2 separate regions of the Homo sapiens genome follow, and region 2 is linked to region 1. Evidence: chromatin contacts called from ENCODE Hi-C or POLR2A ChIA-PET data. All regions are on one chromosome and are shown on one strand. The core of a region is the stretch at or near the end of the contact, and the rest is flanking DNA. Distances in the headings are between cores, read along the strand shown.

Region 1 (3,631 bases), core at 156-2,655:
AGTGCCTTTTTTTTTTTTTTTTTTTTTTTTTTGTGGAGATAGGGTCTCGCTATGTTGCCAAGGCTGATCTTGAACTCCTGGCTTCGAGCTATCTCCTGCCTTTACTTCCCATAGTGTTGGGATTAAAGGGGTGAGCCACTACACCCAGCCAACTTTTGACTCTTTCAACAAATGAAATCCACTTTCAGAAAGAATGCTGTTGTGTTAGCACTGGGTTTTCAAAAGATATGTGTCAATTTTAAAAGAGGAGCTTCCAAAATGGTTTGCATTATTAAAATGGGTGAATACTTTGAAAGGGATAATAACTCATTTGTGTGTCTATACATGTGTGTTTGCTTAAAAAAATCTGCCCTTGTATTTATTGTCACATCTCATATATTTAATTTATTTAAATATAGGACAATACAGGGAATTTCCTGTTAGAGTTACATAGTTGGAAAATACCAAATTGTCTGTATTTCTTCACATTTCATCACTAGGCATCCAGATAGTCCTAGGCAAATCTATGAATTATGCAAAATGTGTCTTGCCACATCCCTTTCTTTCAGCACTTCCCTTTAATTATTTCTCCATCTACACTCTCCTCTCCTCATTCAAAAATGCCAAGAGCTTGGTGACCCTCTGCAGCCATATGCAGAGTCCTCAAGTTCAAGGCCCTACCCTGTCCTGTCCTTTCTGGGTACTCCTTTCATGTGCTCTAAAATCATTCCTCTTTTTAGCCATTCAACTAAAATTTTATTCTTGTAGAATAACCAATGACATGTAACGTTCCGGAGAAAAGACAGCAGAGAAAAGTAATCCACATTAAGGTGTAAATGACTAACAGCTCTAGCTTAATATAGAGATCCTGACAGTGGCAGTGATATTTAGAAAGAGAAGATTATTAGGTCAAAAGAAGTATATTCTTTCTGGCCTGGGTCCCATTCTTGTCCTTTCTCGACCATAATAGATCCTGTGTGGGGAATTTCTTGTCCTACTTCAGCTCATGCAAATCTTGTATCTGTGGTTGTACATTATTCTTTGATGACATCAGAGACCTACTTCTGCTTTTGGCATATGATAGGGGACACTTGTTTATTTTGGTTGGGAAAGGAGGAGATTGTTATAGGCACTGATAGGGGTATGGGGGCCATGTTTCCCAGGGGGATTCCAGGATGTGTCCATGAGAAACGCATTTAATATATTATTTGGGAAAGGAGTGTTTGTTATTGTTACAGTGGTTTTGCTTGATGATTTTTGTTTTTAACAGTGAGAAACTGAAAATCTTCTATGATCATCTTGTTGCCTCTAGCAGTGCTTTTGACTTATAGAGTGTGTGTGATTCCCTGAGATACCAACTTTTCTGCCAGTTTCAAAGTTTAATAGTATTTGGGGCATGCCACCTAGCGGTGATAGCTTTTGGTTTCTTGCTCATTGGAGGAGAATAAATCAAAACCCTAGTAAATCAGTCTCCTAGACTTGAAAGCCACATGGGAGGCCATCTAGGTCATCTGTTAGCTTTTGCGTAAGCAGGCAAGTAAATCACCCTTTCTGTGGATCTGAGACAGAAAAATCAGGGCATCTAAAGCCCCCTGGGCTCAGAATTCCTCCGGCTCCCAGTTCCCCCAGTGAACTTTGAATGTTTGTGGCCTGCATGGCTGAGACGCGACCCTGTATCTCCGCAGGCATTTTGGCAATCCCAGCAACAAACGCATGGAAGACAAGGCTCCTCTGACTCTGAGCCCTGACTTACCTCGTCCTCACTCTGACCTGTTTTCTCCCTCTCCCTTCCCCCACTCTTGGCTTCTCCTTACCCTCTCCACACTCCCCACTGCTTTTAGTGCCTTCCTTCCATTGTCATGCTTGATGGACCCACCATACAATACTTTTTTTTTTTTTTTTGCCATAGCTCCTTTTAAAATTTCTATTTTAACTTTCTGTCCCTAAATAGAAAAGGATAAATGCTTAGTACAGAAAAGTTTGGTAAAAACCCTTTTTGTGTCTGTGTGTGTGTGTGTATGTGTTGAGTGTTTTTTAAAAAACAAAAATAATATAAAATACTATTCACTTAGTAATAGATCATGAGCATTTTCCCCATGTTAATAATGTTCTACTCTAGGATTTTAGTAACTGCATCACAGGATATACCAGAATTTACTTCATTACTGTTAAATTCTAGGAAAGTGAGAATGATAGGAAATATTTTTAATTCACAGTCACGTTCAGGTCACACTTTATTGAACATTGATTGTGTGTTATGCTCCTGTATAAGCCATTTTTACATTCATAAGTACTTTTAACTTTCATAAGATCTCTGTAAAGGCCGGGAGCAGTGGCTCATGCCTGTAATCCCAGCACTTTGGGAGGCCAAGGCAGGCAGATCACCTGAGGTTGGGAGTTCAAGACCAGCCTGACTAACATGGAAAAACCCCCGTCTCTACTAAAAATACAAAATTAGCCAGGTGTGTTGGTGCATGCCTGTAATCCCAGCTACTTGGGAGGCTGAGGCAGGAGAATCACTTGAACCTGGGAGACAGAGGTTGCAGTGAGCTGAAATTGTGCCATTGCACTGCAGCCTAGGCAACGAGCGAAACTTGTCTCAAAAAAAAATTTTCTATGAGGTAGGCATTGTGATGCCATTTTACAGAAGAAACTTGAGGATCTGAGAAGCAGCTTACCCAAGATCACATGGTTTGGAAGGAGGAAACACAGTAAAATTTTGTTCTCTGGATTTATAGTCCCTCAGCCACTTCCTGAGGTCCCAATAGATACTGAATGTGAACATAGCTTTTCTGAGCATTCTTGCTCTTTGTCTTCAAGATGGGAACAGAGAGAGACCCTTGAAAGGAGATTAGTGTTAAAAGGCTTTAGAGTCAAGTTGGGGATTGCAAAATAGGGTATGAGAAAGTGGAAGGAGAGCTACCTAGATAGGGAAGCCTGCGTTTTCATAGCCTCAGGAATAACTCTTGCTAAATGCTCTATATACATTATCCAATTTTATCCTCACAGCAACCCTGGGAAATACATACAAATATAATTTTACTTTACAGATGGAGAAAACTAAGATCAGAGAAGTAGTTGGTCTAAGGTCACTTTGCTGGCAGGTGTCAGAGGCAGGATTAGAACCCAGCTTGTCCGATTCCAAAACTTCTTCAACTGTAATATGAATTTCCTCTCCAGGTTAATGAGTGTCCTAATCATTCTAAGAATGAGTAGTAATAAGAATTTTATAGTGATATAGTCATAGGCCCCATCCCTGGTTTTGAGGGTGTGTTTGAAGGGGGGTTAATGGAACAGATGAATGAAGTAGGGGGAAGAGGGGGGAAGAAGAGTAAAGTGAAACAAAGCCCAGAAAAAAAATTAAAAAGCCTGAAAGAATGCCAGTTGCAATAAAAGCAACCCATGGGGAAGACAGACAGGTAATCTTTGATGCAAAACATTTGGAAAACAATGCTCAGCTGTTGAAAAGGCTGAAATTTCTGTTTTCTCATGTTTTATAATTAAGAAGAAATCTAAGAACACTTGTTAGAAAGTTTTTTCTCCAGTGGTCCAACGTACATTTCCCAAAAATGGTTAGCTCAAAAAACTCATCATATTACTTAGCATAAGCACCAGTGAAATAGTCTTTATGTCAATTATCCCACAAGTTTAT
Region 2 (3,598 bases), core at 194-2,693, 430 kb before region 1:
AGGAGACTGAGGCAAGAGGATTGCTTTAGCCCAGGAGTTGGAGGTTGCAGTGAGCTATACTCGCACCACTGCACTCCAGCCTGGGCAACAGAGCAAGACCCTGTCTCTAAAAATGATAATAATAATAATGCTGTGATAAACTTCTCTGCACAAAAATCTTTATGCAGGGCTGGACGTGGTGGCTTACACCTGTAATCCCAGTACTTCAGGTGGCTGAGGCCAGAGAATCACTTGAGGCCAAGAGCTCAAGACTAGCCTGGGCAACAAAGAGAGACCTTGTCTTTACAAAAAAATTAAAAAAAAAATAAAAAACTTAGGCACACTCGGTGTCATAAGCCTGTAGTCTCAGCTACTCAGGAGGCTGAGGTAGGAAGATGGCTTGACCATGGAAGTTTGAGGCTGCAATGAGTTATGATCTTGCCACTGCACTCCAGCCATGGTGACAGTGAGACCCCATCTACAAAGAAAATCTTTTTGCACATCTTTACTTTCTTAGGATAAACTCCTGAAAGTGGATTTTCTGGGTTACAGGGCATGAGCATTTTTGTGGCTATGCAATTTATGGTCTCATGATGAATGTAAGATGGTACTTGTTTTCCCATACCCTCGACAGGACTAAATTTGGGAAAACATGGATTTATAGGTCTCTATGAAAATTAAAATGTTTCCCAATTTTATATGTTTAAAAATTTCATTTAAGAACAATTTAAATCCATTGGAAAGAGCTGTAGAAAAAGGAATTTGTAGTAAAAGGGATTTGCTTTGTGTTGTACTTCAGTGAGTGCTGGGTCTTTTTTTTGTATTAATATTCCCAAGTTGAAGTAGAAGTGTTCATCAATGCTTTAACTTGTGGGCTTAAAGGAGAGGTGTGATACAAGGAAAAAGGGGTGGTGGAAAATATTTTTTAAAAAAATGTAACAGGCCGGTTGTGATGGCTCACACCTGTAATCCAAGCACTTTGGGAAGCTGAGGCAGGTGGATCACTTGAGGTCAGGAATTCGAGACCAGCCTGGCCAACATGGTGAAACCCCGTGCCTACTAAAAATACAAAAATTAGCCAGGCATGGTGACACCCGCCTGTAATCCCAGCTACTTGGGAGGCTGGGGCAGAAGAATTGCTTGAACCCAGGAGGAGGAGTTTACAGTGAGCCAAGATCGTGCCACTGAATTACAGTCTGGGTGACAGAGCGAAACTCCATCTCAAAAAAAAAAAAAAAAAGGAACACGATAAGAAATCAAGGCGAAAAGAAGAAAAGAACAAACATGGGAAAGGAAAATGATGGGAAAGCAGGCAGGCCCGGACTCTGGCCACCGCACGGGCTTTTGCCTGGACTTGCCCATTTTCCTGTGTCATTGCTGTCCCATGTTTTCAGTTCACAAGTTGAGCAACTGCAGCTTCCTTTATCATTAGAAGAGGAAATGAAAGAGCAAGGGTACAAGTAATTACTGGGGCCAGCACAGAATGTTTTTTGTTTGTTTTTTTCTTTTTTTTTTTTTTGCCCGGCTTGTTTTGTTTTTTTAGAGGGAAAACCCATGTGTTGCAACTTGTTCAATCACCAGGATTTTAGTCCTCTGACCTTCAGACGTTAGTCATTCCTTCCTCTTAAACAGCTCCTTCCCTAGTTTTTGAACTGGTCTTTGGGTTAAACACAACAGGGCCCTTCTAACCTCTCAGAAAAGTCTGAGAAATAAATTCAAATTCTAATAAGTAGTATTTCTGAATGTTAAAATATGTATGAATTGGCTACATATTTTATATTGTTAGTTCTCTCAGGATCTTTCCTATATAGTGAAATTCACTGAGCTAAAATGTAATGTTAAATACTTACAAGAGGCTTTGGTTATAAAATGACTGAAGAGGAATTTCTCTATAAATAGGTTTAGGTTTAGGAAACCTGCAATAGCAGTGGCTCCACCTAAAGACCAGAAAATGACACAGTCTAACTGTGATGTTTTCAAGCTTAGAGGCGGTCATTCACTTTAAAAGTAAAGCGACATGGTTTTTATCTCTCACCACCTTGCTTAAAAGTGATGCAGATAACTTAAAAAGTGATTTAAAAACATAAATTCAGCACATAAAACACATAATCCATAAAACACAGCACATAAAAGTATGATAGAAAATTATTTAATAATTTTAAAAAGTAAATTGTAGTTACTCTTAAAAGAAGACTAGAGTCTTTGCCACAGTTAAAAAGTAAGTAAGGTTAGGCCAGGCGCGGTGGCTCAAGCCTGTAATCCCAGCACTTTGGGAGCCCAAGGTGGGCAGATCACGAGGTCAGGAGTTCGAGACCAGCCTGGCCAATATGGTGAAACCTCCGTCTCTACTAAAAATACAAAAATTAGCCGGGCGTGGTGGCAGACGCCTGTAGTCCCAGCTACTCGGGAGGCTGAGGCAGGAGAATCGCTTGAACCTGGGAGGTGGAGGTTGCAGTGAGCCGAGATCGTGCCACTGCACTCCAGCCTGCGTGACAGAGCGAGACTATGTCTCAAAAAATAAACACATAAAAATAAAATAAAAAGTAAGTAAGGTTAAAAAGAAAGAAAAGTAAACTAGAGTCCAGACCAAACTAGACCAGAACTTTCCTAGCAAAATTGAAACAGTTATTTAGCTGAGTGTGGAAAGGTAAATCCTATGCATCATGTCACAAGTACACACATCATTGCTAGGTGGGATGGCTCATGCTTGTAATCCCAGTGCTTTGGGAGGCTGAGGCAGGAGGATTGCCGGAGCCCAGGAAGGTGGCTTGAGACTGCAATGAGCTGTGATTGTGCCACTGTAGTCCAACCTGGGGGTCAGAGACCCTGTCTCAAAAAATAAAAAACAAAAAAACCCCGCAACAACAACAAAAAAGAAGTTCACCATCAACCAGTTTATTGATTTACTGCCACTATCCTCTTGGCCAAGTATCAAAATATTTTAAGCATGAATTTGGCTGTGACCCTTAATTCATTAATTAATTCATTTACTTTTAGAGATAGGGTCTCGCTATGTTGGCTAGGTTGGAGTGCAAAGTCTATTCGAGGCATGACTGTAGTGCACTACAACCTTGAACTCCTGGGCTGAAGCGATCCTCCCACCTCAGCCTTTCAAGTAGCTGGCACCACAGGCTCACACCATCATACCCAGCAATTCATATATTTAACGAATATTTACTGGCACAGTGCAAGGCATTTAAAATATAGCCTGATTAAAACATATATAACCTGTGCCTTTTTTGAGCTTGCAGTATAGTAAAGGAGAAATACAAGAAGCAAATAAATATATAATTGCAAACTGGGATGAGGCATTAGAAGGAAAAGAACTGAGTTCCTAAAAGAGAGACTAGCAAGGTTGATCTTGCTAGTCTGAAATCTGACTGAGATACCATGAGTAATGATCACTTGATTACTCAGAGAACTGCAGCATTTTGGTACAGCTGGTGGTACGTTAATATTTCCTTGTTCATATCTGTGTCCTTGCATAACTTTTTAATATTTGGCCATGCTCTTTGGCCTCTAAATTGAAAGCTCTGTGGTGAAAGGCACTATCTTCCACTTCTTCCTAATTTTCAGAGTATAATACGGGGTGCTGTGTGCAGGACTCATGCTCCTGACT

What was found. Hi-C counts contacts between places; a loop is a spot of excess contacts on that map. ChIA-PET counts read pairs that join two places held with the same protein, here RNA polymerase II (POLR2A). Pooled maps may share reads with other maps.
Region 2: a loop to region 1 is called in a map of mammary epithelial cell, with 5 times the contacts of the local background. The contact joins two enhancer-like sites. A Hi-C loop is called at or near these places in 1 of 168 maps with a recorded cell type or tissue (mammary epithelial cell) and 7 of 50 pooled maps. POLR2A ChIA-PET finds 5 or more read pairs at or near these places in 2 of 52 experiments (A673 and GM12878).

What each region holds. Positions count from the first base shown.
Region 1 is chr12:68,356,770-68,360,400 of GRCh38, reverse strand. No RefSeq gene overlaps it. Among named protein-coding and RNA genes, the nearest start is that of MDM1, 26 kb to the right of the region's middle. RefSeq lists an enhancer at 1,626-2,137. Within about 2 kb of position 1,405, at least 13 of the 41 ENCODE cell types and tissues checked have a DNase peak (open chromatin) inside an H3K27ac peak, as active enhancers do; they include GM12878, where a contact is called at or near this core.
Region 2 is chr12:68,785,461-68,789,058 of GRCh38, reverse strand. No RefSeq gene overlaps it. Among named protein-coding and RNA genes, the nearest start is that of MDM2, 21 kb to the left of the region's middle. RefSeq lists enhancers at 706-1,259, 1,260-1,814. Within about 2 kb of position 1,443, at least 19 of the 41 ENCODE cell types and tissues checked have a DNase peak (open chromatin) inside an H3K27ac peak, as active enhancers do; they include GM12878, where a contact is called at or near this core.